Regions from separate parts of the Homo sapiens genome. Here region 2 is linked to region 1. A link is an interaction called in ENCODE POLR2A ChIA-PET data of the cell type or tissue named here. Cell type or tissue: PC-3. All regions are shown on one strand. Each heading gives the region's core, and the rest is flanking DNA. Links, peaks and the distances in the headings are about the cores only. Region 1 has its middle 120 kb from the start of DPYD-AS1. Region 2 overlaps DPYD (dihydropyrimidine dehydrogenase).

Region 1 (9,164 bases), core at 720-8,719:
ACTTACCAAAAACAGTGTAATTTGAGGCAAATTGCAGTCTCTATAAACTCCGCTTCTGTAACCCTAAACAGGATTATGACTAAAGGTATGTAAAAGCATCTAGGGCACAAGAGTACTTAATAAATGCCAATAAGTAAAACTTTGGCCATGTCATGTAACAAGAGACAGTAACATTTTGAAGCTCTTTATATTTTTTCCTTATTTTAAATTGCAAGAATATAGTATTAAAAATAATATACCTCTTTTATAACATTTTTCTTTAAAAAATTTTCCTTTTTGATAGAAGCTTACTGGAGGGTGTATAGTAGCAACTGATTTTGGGGTATCTTCTAGATATTTCACTCTTCTGCATCTTATAATTGCATCTTTAGGAGGGAGAACCTAGGACAAATGACACAGAAAGCATTAAAAGGATAGGAATTATTTTTCCGCAAACCTAGTTTCCCCAAATCATCAGAGACTGAAGGTCTGAGTTCCTCACTTACTAAAATACAGATTTTAAAGGCTCAAATGGAATCTGAAATGGACTCTCCTTATTTGAACTAAGGCTATAATTTGGGGTGTCCTACAACCTGGTTTGGGGAGTCAAGTATTTTATTAGAGACTATTTTCAAACCACGGATTCAAATATTACTTTTTAAAAAGAGCTTTATTGATATATAATTCAAATAACCATAAATTCATCCATTTAAAGTGTATAATTAATGGCTTTTTGCATATTTGCAGATATGTGCAACAATCAACACAGACAATTTTAGAACATTTTTGTCACCTTAAAAAGAAACTCAGTATTCTTTTCACAATCACCCTGCTATCCCCTCCCCCAAACCCTAAGCAAGCACCTATCTACTTTTTGTCTTATAAATGTCCCTATTCTGTATTTTCATGTGAATAGAATCATACAACATGTAGTTTCTCTCACTTAGCATAATGTTTTCAAGGTTTACCCATTTTGCAGCAGGTACCAATACTTCATTCCTTTTAATGGCCAAATAATAGTACATTGTATGTTGTTTAACTGGTTGTCAGTTCATGGACATTTGGATTGTTTTCCTCTTTTGTCTATTATGAAAAATGCTGCTATAGGCATTCATGTACAAGTTTTTGCAGAAACATATATTTTCTTTTCTTTCTTTCTTTTTTTTTTTTTTTTGTTTTTTTTGAGATGGAGTCTTGCTCTGTTACCCAGGCTGGAGTGCAGTGGTCTATCTCAGCTCACTGCAACCTTTGCCTCCTGGGTTTAAGCGATCCTCCTACCTCACCTTCCTGAGTAGCTGGAATTACAGGTGCACACCACCATGCCTGGCTAATTTTTCTGTGTTTTTAGTAGAGACAGGGTTTCACCATGTTGGCCAGGTGGGTCTCAAACTCCTGATCTCAAATGATCTGCCCATCTCGGCCCCCCAAAGTGTATACTTTGGAGCGGAATTGCTGATCATATGGTAATTGTTTAATCACATGAGGAATTGCCTTGCTATTTTCCAAAAGAGTTGCACCATTCACATTCCTACCAGCAAGAATAAAGGTTCTGATTTCTCCCTGTCTTTGCCAATGCTTATTGTTATCTAACTTTTTGTTTCTAGCCATCCTAATGAGTTTGAAGTGGCATCTTGTGGTTTTGATTTGCATTTCTCTGATGACTCGTGATGCTGAACATCTTTTCCTGTTCTTGTTGACCATATCTTAATCTTAACCATTATTGTAAGGTAACATCTAAGTGAGTAGACTTTAGAATCAAATAACTAACTGCAATACCTTATTAGCAAATATACATGAAAGGTGAAGTTTATCAATACTGCCCAAAGTTCTGAACACCGAGCTGTGGATGAGAGTAAATGAATATGTGAGTAAACTTGTGTGAAAGCAATAGTATAGGACACTTCCCTACTGAACTCACTATCGGCTTTGCCAGTCAAAAGACTTTTGTGGCAAGGAAAAGGGATGTATACTTCTCTTCTCATCTCAGAAAATCAGATCTAGTTGAAGCCATCGATGCAAAATGTTCTCTTACGCATAAGAAAACTGAGGACTAGGGAATTAAAGTGACCTGCTTCAACCGTTTAATGACAGAACCCATGTCCCTGGCCCTGACCTGTCAACCCTTTGACACCATTTCCTCTCTCCTGCTCCATTCCCCACGGGCTCTAATTCTACTTCTCATCCGTTCTTGTAAGCCCCCTGGAACCCTGTAGGCCCCAGATTTTATAATAGTCCCCATGTGATGTCTTTGCGTTAGCCTGCTGTCCAAAATACCTGTGATTACTTTGTGTGCTTAGATGTGTGTCTTAGTTTCAAAATATTTTGTTTTTCAAAATGTCATGAGCTCAGCGTGATACATTCGAAGTTAATTACCTGAGCAGAATCATAAGGATATAGATTTGAATGGTTCCACACAGACCATCTTCAAACTCTTCTCCAAAAGCAGGCAGCCTCCTGCAACTGCCTCTGACAGATGGCGACCCAGCCTTATCTGGAACACTTTCTCAAGAGCTTGTAACTTTCAGATGTAGTAGAACTCTAATTGTTACTAAGTCCTCTTCTATACTGAGCAAAGTCTGCCTCCCTAACCTTCCCCATTGGTCCTAGTTCTGTCTTACAGAGCAACATCCAATAGAAACGTAAGTTCCTTCCTCTTCTAAAGTTCAGATCTTCTACTATTTGCAATCATCAAATAGCTTCCCTTCCCCAAGGTTTCTCTTCTTCTGATAGGTCTACTCTTGAAGGTCTTTAGAGATTCTTCATACTTGCCTATATTCCTCTTTCTTAGTTTGCTTGCCAGAATGCAAGCTCCCTCAAAGCAGAGACTTTATTTACCTTACTTAACACAACACTATTGCATCCCCAGCACCTAAAAAATGGGCAAGCGCTTAGAGTGCAATAAATGGTTTTTGAAGAAATATATGTTGAGTGATTGAATCCCAGTTGCCCTCCAAGAATGTGCAGTAATTTATGATATCTTGTATCCAGAATCATATCATATTCTCCAGAGAATGTTTGACTAGTGTTAAGTAGAAGGAGATTTCTCCCCTTTGTAGAAGCTTAGATAACTAATTTCATAACCTCATGCCTCTGTGCATATAACTCTATAAACTAGTAATGAGGAACTTCCTTGCTTTTCAGGGCTATAATGAACCACTGCAAGAGAATTTTATAAATATAAATGCGCGCTGATGACAATCGAACTGATAACCCTTTATAGTTCATGTTACCATTTCATGCACACTTTTTCAAGTATACTGTGATGACTTAAACGAAAGTAAATGTCCATCTGGCTTAAAGAATTTTAAGACATTCTAATGATGTCAAGATATCTGGCTGAACAATATGAAATCTAGGGCAATAGACATCTCCATTCTGTCTTGGAAAATGAATACCACGGTCCTTTGGTATTCATGGAGAATTGGTTCCAGGACCCATGAAGACACTGAAATCTGCAGATGCTCAAGTTCTTTAGTTGGCTCTTATTATTCACCAATTTTGGTTCAGAACCTGAAGATACAGGGGGCCAACTGTATCCTGAAGAAGGCTTGTATGGGAAAGACAAAGCCCCTATATTTTATAATTCCATTCAAGTTTCACCCCTACGAAAATCATAATGGACAATGAGTTTAATGTCCTTGAAATACCTGCTGAATTATAATCTTCTACTGGTGAATTGGTTTCTCTCTTTAAATCTTAATGATGTTCGGATGTATTAGGCTGTTCTTACATTGTTATAAAGAAATACCTGAGACTGGGTAATTTATAAAGAAAAGAGATTTAATTGGCTCACAGTTCTGCAGGCTTGAAAGGAAACAGTGCTGGCATTAGTTCAGCTTCTGGCAAAGCCTCAGGGAGCTTGCAATCAAAATGGAAGGTGAAGCAATAGCAGGTACTTTACATGGCAAAAGGAGGAACAAGTGAGAGAGAGAGTGCAGGGGGAGATGCCACACACTTTCAAATGACCAGATTGTCAGAACTCACTATCTTCAAGATCCAGAGTTCTGGATCACAAAGACACCACCAAGCCATGAGGGACCTGCTCCCATGATCCAAACATCTCCCACAAGGCCTCACCTCCAGCACTGAGGATTATAATTCAACGTGAGATATAAAGGGGACAAATATCCAAAAAATATCACTGGGAATGAGGTTATGATGCTGGGGTCTACAAGGAGAATGCAGGATATAGGAAAAGTCCCTATCAAATAGGACGAATGAGTAAAATAAAAGCCCAATATTTCCAGCAGTGAGGCATAGCAGGAAGAAAAGAAGCAAAGGTAGAGAGTGCAAGTGCATCTAGATATGCAGACAACTCTCCTTCTCTGCCCCCTTCCTGTCATGGAGTCATATCCCAAGAGGGGATGATAACTTAAAACTTACAGTCATCGGGGAACTCAGGAATGCTGGGACAAGTGCCAGCATGCTATTTGAGACTCCAGGTCCCTAGGACATCCTCAGCCTTTGGAACCAAGCCAATTCCCCATGGTGCAGGATCAGTAGCACAGAGGCAGCCCTGGGAAGAGGCCAGATGGATGAACCAGAGGCTGAAGTGAGACTGGTTAAAGCAGAGGTGACTGATATCTTGCTAACTGGCAACTTGAAGTATTCAGGAGAGAGGGGGCTCATAAAGGAGACTCAGATCAATTACAGAACACAAAGACACACATTGTCCCAGCATGCTAGTGTGGTTTGAGTATATTCGTGACCCCACTACTAATCTACAGGGAGTGGCACATGGGGAAACCCATGTCGGAAGAGATGGGAGAAATCAACCTGTCACTGCAACTCCTACCCTGCACCAGGAGATCTGAGTCCTGAGAGTTCTCCCAACCTGTCTGTGTGACTCTCCCACACTGTAATATTCTACTCTGTATCTCCATGCTTAGGTCTTTCTCCCTTATCAGAATGAATCCAATAAATTGTAACAATGCCCTGAACAAGAGAGGTTTTTTTGTTTGTTTGTGTTTGGTTTTGTTTTTGTTTTTGTTTGAGACAGAGCCTCACTCTGTTGCCCAGGCTGGAGTGCAGTGGTGTGATTAGCTTACTGCAACTTCTGCAGGGTTCAAGCAATTCTCCTGCCTCAGCATCCCAAGTAGCTGAGATTACAGGCGCCTGCCACCACACCTGGATCTTTTTTTTTTTTTTTTTTTTTTGAGATGGAGCTTTGCTTTTGTTGCCCCCACTGGAGTGCAGTGGCACGATCTTGGCTCACTGCAACCTCTGCCTCCTGGGTTAAAGCAATTCTCCTGCCTCAGCCTCCTGAGCAGCTGGGATTACAGGCGTCCACTGCCATACCCAGTTAATTCTTGCTATTTTTTTTTTTAAGTAGAGATGGGGTTTCACCTTGTAAGTCAGGCTGGTCTTGAACTCCTGACCTCAGGTAATCCACCCGTCTCAGCCTCCCAAAGTTCTGGGATTACAGGTGTGAACCACCACACCCAGCCAATTTTTTGTATTTTTAATAGAGACAGGGTTTCGCCATGTTGGTCAGGCTGGTCTCGAACTCTTGACCTGAGGTGATCTACCTGCCTCGGCCTCCCAAAGTGCTGGGATTACAGGCATAAGCCACAGCACTGGGCTAACAAGAGAGGTCTTAAATGTCACCTGGGTGGGAGGGAGGGAGGGAAGCATTCTGGGATCAAGGGGATACAGGGTTCTACCAGGGCAGCAGATAGAGAGATGCAGGGAAGAGGTTTGCGACAGCACTTGTTCACTCTAATGCCTTATCATTCCCTGCCTCTTAAATGAAAATCCCACAACTGCTCTCTCAGTTCTCAGTGAAACCACACTACTTGGTTTGGTGTTGAGTTTGTGGTTATAATTTTGGACGAGAAAGCACTAAGCTGTCTGACTAAACAGTTTTCATCATTTTCTTCAGTATTTACAAGGTTGTGCGTGCAGATACTGAATAAACAGACACAGGAGTGAGTGTCTAAGAGAAAAGTACATATTGCAATTGTTTGTTTTGGAAAAGTAATTTCCTCTATCAGTTCATTTTCATCAATTTTATCAATTCACTTAAGTTGCCTAATCCAAATGATACGCCACATATTGAAGCAGAAATGGAAGGGTTGGGTGTTTCGAATCTCTTTTAGTCCTCCGTATTCCTGCACTAAAAATCCCAGGCATTGCCAGCTACAGACTTGACTCCATTTTCATAGCTCTCAGTTTGGGATTCACGAGCCTATTGTGTTACTGAGCTGCATGGAGAGGAAAAAGCCATGTTCATCCCTTCAAGCTGTCTGTAATCATTATGTGATGCGATGTCTCACCCAGGTTCTGTGACAATATGTTGCACAGGAGTTCCTAACAGGAAAACAAGGGAAGCTTTCCTGTATGCTGCTAGAATTGGTGAATATTCCCAATATTTTTTAAAAAGCAAGGTCTAATCAGAAAATATATGATTCCCTTTCTTGACAGATTGATACCCAAAGCAGATTTCACAGATATACTAATTTTAACAAATCCATCTTTGGAAATTTTTTATTTACAGAACTCATCGCAGCCTCCTCTTAATGTAATGAGATTTCATAATGAAGTCCAAATACAATCTGGTAGAGGAAAAGGGCATGTAACACTGATTCTAATAAGCCTGACTAAAATCAATAATGTTGTTAGTTTCCCTGAAACCAGCCTGCATTGGCTCACGGAACTATGTTCTGCCTAGAGAACAGTATTAGTGGTTTATGTTATATTGGGTAGATTTCTTCCATAGGAGGAAAAAAGATAGAAACTTAAAGAAATTAAGAAATGTTTTAAAATGTGTCTTTAGGCTTCAAATGACCACAAATTTGTTGGCTTCTCTCTTTTAATCCATGCTTGCTTTCTGTGGAAATTGCTTGATGACATCCTTGGTACCTGCTGGTTTCTCTGTGCCTATTTCTGTATCGTCCTTACTGCTGTCTCCTTTCCCACTTTCGAGGTCTCACGAGTAGGAGGTTGCTTACAAGTGTGTTTTGAGGAGGGTGTACAAAGAGAGCCCTGTATCTAGAAATCACTGTTAGAGACCAAAATCTCAGCAATACAGACATTCTTTCACATGAAGGCATTGTCTGGTTAAAATGCTAACACCCATGGTAGAGTTGGTGGAATTTAAAATGAAACAGTTAAATTTTGATTGTGGAAAGTAAAGAAAAAGGCCTGGAGGTCCACCCATCACTCAAGAAATGTTTGGCAGAGGGTTCTAAACATCCGGCGAAGGTTTACAGGCAGGAGGGCAGTTTCATGGGCACAGGAGAAAAGTGCAGAGAGAGGAGAATGGGAGAGGGGGAGTGAGAATTTGATTCATCTTGATAACAGTATTGAGTGTTGTCTATCTATGAAGCAATTGTCCAGTGCTTTGCATTTATTAACTCACTAAACCTTCAAATAGCTCTATGGGGTAGATACTATCATTGTCCTTACTCTACAAATGAAGCATCAAAGACCACAGTCATGTCTGTGGTTAAGAGGAACTGTGGTTGGCGATCCTCTAGGTTCTATCTCTAGCCTTCCCCTCTGTATGGAATTTCTTGCCTTCATGGCTCATCTACTCTTCTGGTGTTAATAGCCACCTCTGTGTTGTTGACTTCCAAATCGGCACCTCTCTTTCTAATCCAAGCTTCAGAGGCTGTGCAGAAACAGTAACAAAACAGAAAATTCTTGCTGTCAAGTCCAATGACCCCCTACTCCTGGTAAGATTTATAGGCAAGTAAAATCAGGTTTATTAATTAAGTCACAAAGAGGGCTGTGTTGCCTGAGGGGGGCTCTGTGTTGGGCATAATGAGTACATATACTGGTTGATTCTTTGTTTGAAAATATCCCTCAAACTTTATGTCTTAGTTAAATCTACCTAAATAGAAATCCTCCTTTGCCCCTCAAGACTGACTCTCTGAATCGCTCTCCCACTGCATAGAGTTCATAGCCCTAAGCAATTGCCCTAATTTTCCAGGCCCTAGGTTTGCCTCAATTCCATTCTCACCAGGTGGTGCAGCAGGCAGGTATCTGAGAAACCCCATGTTCATAAAATTTGAGTAGAGCTTCTTGTGACCGGTTCATCTGCCAAGGGCCAGCCCACATCTTATGTCTATTTGTGCACTGGACTTCCCATAGAGCTTATTTATCTGATGCATATAATGCACCTTAAAATTGTTAGTTAGCAAATTGTTCACATGTACTTGACATGTTTCTCCAAATACACTGTAAGTACATGGACAAAAAGCACTACATCTTGTATACTTTGAAGCAGCTAGAATGGAGTAGTACTGTGGAGGTGCTCAAAAAGGGTAGATGAATTGGCTGATTACAGAGGGGGTCCAGGATCCTGAAACAATAGAATGAGTCCACTGATTCTGATTTTCTCCATCTGTGTGGATGTTAGCAGAGAGTTAAACAGATCAGAAAAAGCTGTCTGGGTTCTGGACATTGTCCTGAACCAGAACAGTGGAGTCTGGTTCAAATGCAATTAAACTTAACACAGGAAAATGCCAGAGAGAGAACAAAGCCAAACAGCCCAAGGTAGCTCCATTTTAATTTCATTTTTAAGCCTAAAATCAAATCAGTGGATGCTGAGTGCCTATTGTGTACAAAGAAGCCTGTGCAAATCGGCAGATACCTGAGAGAGCTGCCTTCTCTTAACCCAAACACCTTTCACGGCAGAGCACCGTACTTGGAGACAGAACAAGGGGCACCATATTCCATACATGCCTCAAAATCCAGGAACAAATTATTTAAAGTCTCTGAGCCTCATGGAATTTTTGATTTGTTTGTTCATTTGTTTTATGATGTGCTTGCATCTGAGTGGCAGGAAAGACTAGAGCCATCTTGCTTCTATGTGGAGCCAGAGAATTAAACCAACCCTGGAACTCAGAGGTGGTGCAGTTCAATTTGACACACAAGACTTCTTTGGTCTTTGCTATCTTCAAGAGCCTGTGCTAGAACCTGTGTTATGTGACAACGTGACTGCGACCCCCGAAGAGCAGCAGCCAACTTATGACTATGAACACCCAAGCTGAGGATGAATCAGTGCCCTATGAGGACAGCAGAGCAGAAATATGACAGCTAGTGCTTAGTACTGAGGACATCATTGTGCCCTGGACTGCCTATGTTAAGCTTCTTGTTGCGTAAGATAAATATTTTCCTCTGTGTTTAAGGCATTTTGATTTGCCCAACCCCTGCCTTAACACTGTCTGCAAAAGAGTGGA
Region 2 (9,164 bases), core at 734-8,733, 300 kb before region 1:
CAGTGTAGGTTTAATATCAAACATAATATCAAGTGGTAAGTCAATAAAAGCAACTCTGAGCTGCTCTGGCTTAAAATAGAGATAGATATTTAAAGTTATTTGAGCAATAGATGGAAAAAAGCCAATAACTTATGTGCAAAAACTCTTAAAACTCAGTTTGCGAAGACATGCAAAGTGAAGCAATGGTGAGCTATTTTTGAGTATCAAATTGGTAAAATATTTAAAGGCAATATATAATTCAAAGATAATGATGAGGTAGATAATTTTATACCCTACTCATGATATTGCACTTTGTTATACATCATGGGGGAAAAAATTAAAATTATTCCCTGTGTGTCCTAATTGATGTTATTTAGGGATGTTCCTTAGCTTATGTGTGTTAAACCCTCTATTTCTGGATCCCATACATTTCTCACCCTTAGTATATTTACTTATTTTTCTGGGACTTAGTTTGATAACTTCCTGAGATATTCTAAGCATTCTGAGAAACTTTAGATAAAATTTGCATATTTGAAAATGTTTTTATTCTATCCTCATACTTAATAATTTGATTGGGTATAAAATTTTATATTGAAAACAATTTTTAATTAAGTATTTATAGCCAATATTCTAGTTTCTTCTATCAGTTATAGAGAGGGCTGATCTCATCTGTTATCTGCTCTTTGATTTAAATTATATATATGCACATCCATATATATATTTATATATTTTCTCTCTTTCAAATTGTTTTATCCTTTTGGTAGGATCTACTCTTTATCTCTTGTGATCTGGTTTTCACAACCTGGATTTTCCTTTTAATTTCTTGTTTTACTCTCAGCTCTTTTCTATGTGGAAAATTTTATTTTTAGGTCTGGAAATTCTCTGGTGTTATCTGTTTATCATTTTTTCTTCCCATTTTCTCCATTCTTTCTTTTAGTCATTCTCCCCTCTGATTTATTTTGTTTTGTTTCTCCTATTTGAATTTTGCTTTCTCTTTTGGGAGATTTCTTTGATATCATACCTGTAACTTATTTTTTATTGATCATTATATTTTAACTTTTGTACAACTCTTTCTGCTTTTGATAGTTTTTAAAATAATGTTGTATTTATAATCGAACAATAATTGTATTTTTATGGGGTGTGTAGTGATGTTCCAGTGCACGAATACATTGTATAATGATCAAATCGGGGTAATTACCATATCCATCACTCTAAGCATTTATCATTTCTTTGTGGAGATAAGATTTAAAATCTTCGAGGTATCTTGAGATATACACTATATTGTTATTTGCTGTAATCTCCCTACTGTGTAATGAAACAACAGAAATGTTTCTTCCTAACTATAACTTTGTATTCATTGACTAACCTATCCAGGCCCCTGCTCCCCCTACCCCTCCCCAGTCTCTTAATACCACTTTTCTACTCTCTACTTCCATGAAATCAACTTTTTCAGATTCCACATGTGAGTGAGTTCATGCAGTATTTGTCTTACTCTGCCTGGCTTATTTCACTTAACGTAATACCCTGCAGGTTCATCCATGTTGCCACAAATGAAAGGATTTCATTCTGTTTTATGGCTGAATAGTATTCCATTGCGTACATACCACATTTTCTTTATTTATCTATAGATGGCCATTTAGTTTGATTCCATATCTTGGCTGTTGTGAATAGTGCTGCAATAAACATGGGAGCACAGATATCTCTTCAGCATATTGATATCATTTTCTTTGGTGGTTTCTTCTTGATTGCATTATCTTTTGGATGCAGTTCATTCTGTACTGTCTCTGAAGATGTTAGCTATGTTTGGTTTTTTTCTTACAGTTTCCCTTCAATGCGTATATAAATCTCTATATCTTCTGCCTCATTATTCATTTATTTATTTTGATTATTTGTTTTGGTTTCTCTAGTTCATGTAAAAAAAAAGACTTCTGAAATGTCTGGAGATTCAAGACATCCTCAATTTAGTTTTTAAGTGTGAGATATTAAAAAGTTGATTGGAAGCCTTGAGTATGTGAGTGAAATTTAACAGCTAGGGAGCTTTATTGCAGAGGAGATTGAGTGGTAAGCTCTTCCTTTTACTGTGGCTGACAAATGTGAGTATCTTCAGGTCTTTTCTCTGGGGATAAACAATTTCTTAGAAGGATCCTCAGATCTCCGTCATGAAAGCAATGTGCCTTTCTGTAAAAAAGGGATCAGTGGATGAATGGTAGTCCCAGCTTTCAATATGCAGACTTTCATTTCATTTCCTTGCTTTCAGTTTCCTGTCTCAATTACAGCCTTCCACTAGTTTTGATATCTGGAGTATCTCTAGTACACTTCTATAAAAATAAATTTCTGTCTCACGCCTGTAATCCTAACACCTTGGGAGGCTGAGGTGGGCGGATCACCTAAGGTGAGGAGTTTGAGACCAGCTTGGCCAACATGGTGAAACCCCATCTCTACTAAAAATACAAAAATTAGCCAGGCATGGTCATGCACACCTGTTGTCCCAGCTACTCGGAGGCTGAGGCAGGAGAATCGCTCGAACTCCGGAGGCGGAGGTTGCGGTGACCCAAGATCGCACCACTGCACTCCAGCCTGAGTTACAGAGCCAGACTCCATCTCAAGTAAACAAACAAACAAACAAACAAACAAACAAATCTCTGTCTCCAGTGGACCACTAGAAACCTGATTGCACAGGGTTGTGATGGAAACTGGGGTCCAATTGGCTCTATATACCATCTTCAGACAGTCTTCACATTTCACCCACTGTGCCTCCCTGCTTGAACTGTGCTCTCCAGTACCCTGTCTTTAGCTGCCTTTTTGGGAGTTCTACATGTTGAATGTTCTTTTTTTTCTACTAAGTCAGTTATCATTTTACAATCTGCTTTTCATCTTCCAAAACTTCTCATATATGTGTGGGGAATCTGCCATGTTTAAACAAAGTATGGGGTATGCTTAATGTAATTTCAAAAACAATCCCTTGGAAATTGTAATATCAGAATCTAATGTCTTACAGATTCACCACTATGCTCACTACCTGGGTGACAGGATCATTCATATCACAGACTTCAGCATCATGCAATATACTCATGGAACAAATCTGCATGTCCGTCACCTGAATCTAGAATCAAAGTTGAATTTTTTTAAGAAGTCATATATTTTAAAAGTCAATTTCTGCCATTCAGAAGCTCAAGTTTAGTGTCTGCAAAGAGCTGTGGGAAAAAAAAAATTTTTACGAAATACCATTGTCTTAGTAAGAGTGTAATATATATTTATGTATATATGTGTTAGAGTGTGCATATATATCTACACACAGTTAAAATTCATACACTGATAGTAAATTTCATTGTGCAAGAAAAACAGATTATTATCTGCACTGTCAGAATTCAGGGTTATAGATTTCTCTAGCCCTTTGCATCATTACTACATAACAGAAAACTTTGTTTCTTCCTAAATGATGCTTTATTTTCAACTGTACACATCAGATTATCCTCATTTGGCTGTCCTCATTTTTCTCTGCATATTTTGAAACTTTTAGAGGGGAGCAACAACAGGAAATCTGTTTGGGGGTTTAATAAAACCACCAGGTATTTGGCATAATTGCAGCTCTGATCTGTGACTTTTTAAATCTAGGCATTGAGTTAAGAACATTAAGAAACATTGAACTATCACAGCTTAGTCATGTGCCGGCACATTATCAACAACAATGGCACATCTCTTTCCCTGTCCATTTACTTTCTGTAGTTTCTGGTTGTTCTGCCCTGAACTGTAATGTGATAAGGGGCAGTCAGAAAGTAAATGTAACTTTTAAAAATTAGATTATCAAAAACACAGATTTGTTATAGACTGGCGCATTACTTTTGGCTTTTCTGGTACTTTCTTATGAGATGAAGCCCCTGAGTAGGCAAACTTTCACTAACATTTCTGGTAGTTACTAGTAGTTAGGTATTGCTCAAGACAGAAAGAAACATTTTAGAATAAGGAAAATATTAAGCTGCAATCAAGAGAAATTCTTTTTAATCTTTGCATTTCCTGGAACAGACTGAGTCATGAGATGAATTGACAGTAAACACTTAACACTGGCACATTAGTCAGAGTTAGTCACATAAGGTGAACTAGGCAATCACAAACTAAATAAATAGATCAGAAATCCCAAAGACAAAGGGCTAAATATAGTAGAATGCTCAGAAACAGCAATAAGGATGCATGGTGTGAAGTAAGTTGAATAGGAGAGTGAATAGTTGACAATGAGATTGGAGGACTAACCAGAGATCATGTAGGCCCTGCATGGATTTTGGGATTTATTCTAATTGTTAAGGTAGTTATATGATCTAATTTCAATTTCTAAATAAATGGGCACCATGGCTGTTGTGTAGCAGACAGACTATACAGCATAAGAATGGGGACAGGGCAATTATTTTTAAAGCTAATTCAGGAATCTAAGCAAGAGACAGTTGTGGTTTAGACCAGTGTAGTAGCAATGGAGGAATTGGAGGAGGGAGAATGTTGTGTTCAGAATATGTTTTAGAGAAGGTCAATGGGATTAACTGATGGGTTGAATGTGTGATACAAGAGGAAAGGGAATTATAAATAACTTCAAATAGTTTGGGCTGAGCATGTGAACAAACAGTAGTGCCATTTTAAGTAAACTCTGGAGAACAGCTTTATGGCAAAAGAGTAAGGGAGGAGGATCAATAGTTCATTTCTGATTTGAGGGGCATTTTGTTTGTTTGTTTATTTGTTTGTTTTGTGTTTTTTGTGTTCTCTTTTTTTTTTTAATTTCAACTCTCATTTTAGATTCAAGGGTACACGTGCAGGTCTGTTACATGGGTAATTTGTGTGATGCTGGGGTTTGGGATATGAATGATCCTGTCACCCAGGTAGTGAGCTTAGTACCCAGTGAGTTGTTTTTCAACCCTTACCTCCTTTCCTTCCTCCCTTTCTCTGGTAGTCCCAAGTGTCTGTTGTTCCCATCTATATGTCCATGTATACCCAGTGTTTAGCTCCCACTTATAAACGAGAATATACAGTATTTGGTTTTCTGTTCCTGCGTTAATTCACTTAGGATAATGGCCTCCAGATGCATCCAGGTTGCTTCAAAAGACATGATCTTATTCTTTTTTATGGCTGCATAGTATTCCATGGTGTGTATGTACCAGATTTTCTTTATTCAGTTCACCATTGATGGGCACCTGGGTTGTTTCCGTGTCTTTGCTATGGTGAATAGTGCTGTGATGAACATACAAGCACATGTGTCTTTTTGGTAGAACAATTTATTTCCCTTTGGATATATACCCAGTAATGAGATTGCTGCATTAAATGCTGGTTCTGTTTTAAGTTCTTTGAGAAATCTCCAAACTGCTTTCCACAGTGGCTGAACTAATTTACATTCTCACCAACAGTGTATAAGCATTCCCTTTTCTCCACAACCTCACCAGTATCTGTTGTTTGTTGACTTTTTTTTTTTTTTTTTTGAGACAGAGTCTTGCTGTGTCACATTTGTTGACTTCTTAATAGCCATTCTGACTGGTGTGAGATGGTAACCCTTTGTGGTTTTGATTTTCATTTCTCTGGTGATTAATGATGTTGAACATTTTTTCATTTTTTCATTGTTGCCCACTTGTATGTCTTCTTTTGAGAAGTGCCTGTTCATGTCTTTTGCCAGCTTTTTAATGGAGTTATTTATGTTTTGCTGGTTGACTTGTTTAAGTTTCTTATAGATTCTGGATATTAGACTTTTGTTGGACGCATAGTTTGCAAATATTTCCTCCCATTCTGTAGGCTCTCTGTTTAAGCTGTTGGTAATTTCTTTTGCTGTGCTGAAGCTATTTAGTTTACTTAGGTCACACTTGTCAATTTTTGTTGTTGTTGCAATTGCTTTTGAGAACTTAGTCATAAGATTTAAATATAAGACCATTAAGAGTCCTAGAAGAAAACCTAGGAAACACCATTCTGGACATCAGCCTTGGGAAAGAATAGTTCTTTTTGGATATGTTGAACTTAAGACATCTTATCAGACATCCAAATGAAGATATAGATTAACTAGTTAGATATTTGACCCTGAAGTTCAAGGAGAAGAAAGAACTGAATACATAAATTGAACCTTCATGCCATAAACATGTTATAAAAAGTTGTGGAACCTGTTGAGATAAACTAAGAAATGCATACAGATAAAGAAAAAAAAGAGGTCCAATGGCTATTTTAGCATTTTATGAACAGGAAGAGTAAGAAGATCCAGCAAAAGAAGCTGAGAGGAAGAAGATCAGGAGAAGGCATGATAAGCCATGTGCAGTGAGATAGCTATGCACATGTCTATGCCTCAAGGAGAGAGGAAGCTAACAGGAAGCTGACTTATCATGGAAAAGAACTGAAGGAAGATTTCCTGGAAAGAGGAAGGATTGAGATAAATTAATCTTCAAGGTTTTAGGCTTATAAATAATTGGCAAACTATTATCCACCTCTTCTAGAATCTAAATCTTGCTCCCTTTAAGGTGTGTGCATTCTTATAGGAAATAGATGACATATATTCAAACACCTCAATTTTTAGAAATTTCAAAATTTCTAAAGCCACTTTCACATACTCATAATAACCCTGAATGACAAATGTTTGTAACTACTATTACGCAGAGTTTACAGGTAAAGGAAAATAAGGTGAACAGATCTGCCCAAAGGCAAATAGACCACTGCAAAGTGACAAAATTGGGAGTAGAACCTCTTGCCCTCTGAATCCTAGATTCTTATACTTTTCACTCCATTACCTATTGCAGTAGAAAATTTGGTACCTGTCAAAGGAGCAATTCAAACAAAGATCTGTAGGAGCTCCATGGGGGAGTGATCACTTCTTACTGGAAGGATCAGGGAAGACTTTGTGGGAGAGATAACATTTTAACTAAAACTTGAAGAAAGAATATGATTCCAGGATAAAAGTTACCTAGTCATGGTATTCCATGCTCTGGATGATTTTGTCCCAGCTTACATCTCCAGCCTTTTCTGTTGCCATCCCCTGCCACTGCCCCAGGCCATAATCAACCATACTGAGCTACTCACACTTTTACCTAATGCCAAGGTTGCTCTTGCTTCTATACCTATGGTACCTACAAGCATACTGCTACCTTAGACACAGAGGCATTTCTACCCTTAGAACCAGCTTCTCAGTCCAATATTTTCCTTACACTCCCCAAACTACTTTAGAAGCCCTTACCCCTGATTCCATGCATCTTATGCATCCTGTGCATCTCTCTCGTGTTTATATCATATTCTACATATAATTTCTTATCTGTGAACTTCAGGGGATCAGAGACTTGCCTGGCATATAACTGATCCCTAGACCCACACACTAGGATACAATGGTTACCAACCAGCACTGATCACTTTTTGACAACCTGGAGCAACTTCCTGTGTAATAGAACATATTATGTTGGTGCAAAAGTAATTGCGCGTTTTGCCATTGAAAGTAATGGCAGAAACTGCAGTTACATTTGCACCAACCTAATAGTAAATGCTGGTTTCTGCTTTATCATCATGAATGAGTATTTGTACTTTGGTTCATATTATTTTGTATTAGTCCATTTCGCCTTGCTATAAAGGAATACCCAAGGCTGGGTAATTTATAAAGAAAAGAGGTTTAATTGTTTCCAGGTTCTGCAGACTCTACAAGAAGCATAGTGCTGGCATCTGCTTCTAGTGAGGACCTCAGGAAGCTTCTGATCATCGGGGAAAACAAAGGGAGAGCAGATCAGATGTGTCACATGGCAAGAGAGGGCACAAGAGAGATGCCAGGCTCTTTTAAACAAGCGGCTCAGGTGTGAAATAATAGATTGCTAGAACTCATGCATTACCACAGGGATGGTACCACACCCTTCATGAGAGATCTGCCCCCATGGCCCAAATATAACCCACTGGGCCCCACCTCTGACAGCGGGGATTACATTTCAACCTGAGATTTGGAGGGGACAAATATACAAACCATATCATGTTCTAGGTTCCTTGAATTTAGATGTATATATCCAAATTCATATTTATTTTCTCGTTTTTATTCTTTAAAATGTAAGCTGCTAAAGTAAATATTGCCTTAACTTTATGTTGTATAAAATCTCCTATTTAGCACAATAGGCATCAAAGAATAATTCACAGGCTGTGATGATAATAATTTAGAGTTTTGTTCTTTCTTCAAAAGTAAATGTTTCCTTCAACTTTACCCTGAAAATTCAAGAGGAAAATTGAAATGATGGCTTGTGAACTTTTTGTTGCATATACATTTCATTATTGCCTTATCCCTGGAATATTATTACTAAATAATTTTGTTTCAGAATTGTACAGATATCAAGAAATATTGGGGCTTCAGGGTTTCAAATAATGCAAAAGACATATCAGACAAGCAAGACACTTGCATTTTAATATGTGTGAACTCATGCAAGAAAGAGAACAGGATTGAGAGAGCTGGATAAATGTCTTACAAAAAAGCAATAAACATACAAATCCTCCAGGAAAACTGGTGCAGTAATTCAATCACATATTGACAATGTCTATATTCCTAGATAAATGCAAAAAGACTTTCCAATTTATAAATAGCTTACCACCTTCCTTAGTCCTCTCTCCACACTGTTTAAAGTCCATGACAGGTAAACACACAAAAGCAAAGATTTACACTTTAAAGGTTTAACTGCCATTTTGCAGTCAGTATGGAGGTAATTGTACTATATTAAAAAGTGGTATCTTGTGAGAGGGAGTAGTTTAGTTGGAGTATAGATGAAGAGCTAGTCTGTGCCTCAAACATATTTTATATAATTCTGCATTGATTTTCTGCATTCCTTTTTTGCAAAGATTTTAGGATCAGAAAATATTGCGTTTCACCCTTGGCCTTGTTGGGCCCATGGCAAACTATATTTTGAAAGGCCTGAACAGTTAGAGAATTATGTTTCTAAAATTTATCTTTTTGCTGGATACTATTAGCAAATTTGACTTAAAACACATTTAATTTTGAAAATTGTATGTCATAACATTAAAATACAGTCATCTACAAGTTGTTTGAAATAACTATTTGGCATTTAATGAAAGGAAACATCCCACATTTCTGTCTCCTCTTTAATTTTATAGTAACACCCGTAAAATGCCCTTATTTCTGATTCCCTTAGGCAACTTTAGGGTTGAAAGTTTTGTACATTGACTTCAGCTTAAATGTGATTTAACATTTAATATCCACT

Evidence for each region. Peaks named below come from ENCODE experiments on the same cell type or tissue, not always from the same donor. Only the 100,000 strongest peaks of a DNase experiment are listed, where the experiment ranks them.
Region 2: POLR2A ChIA-PET joins it to region 1 with 6 read pairs; 1 of 35 experiments calls an interaction of 5 or more read pairs at or near these places.

Annotation. Positions count from the first base shown.
Region 1 is chr1:96,969,071-96,978,234 of GRCh38, reverse strand. No RefSeq gene overlaps it. Among named protein-coding and RNA genes, the nearest start is that of DPYD-AS1, 120 kb to the left of the region's middle. In PC-3, for the core only: no CTCF peak of the experiment used is centred there; DNase peaks (open chromatin) are centred at 4,444 and 5,804; H3K4me3 peaks cover 566 bases; H3K27ac peaks cover 1,854 bases.
Region 2 is chr1:97,272,948-97,282,111 of GRCh38, reverse strand. The region is part of intron 18 of DPYD (dihydropyrimidine dehydrogenase); the gene reads left to right. The region is part of intron 2 of DPYD-AS1 (DPYD antisense RNA 1); the gene reads right to left. Among named protein-coding and RNA genes, the nearest start is that of DPYD-AS1, 180 kb to the right of the region's middle. In PC-3, for the core only: no CTCF peak of the experiment used is centred there; a DNase peak (open chromatin) is centred at 4,041; H3K4me3 peaks cover 699 bases; H3K27ac peaks cover 2,282 bases.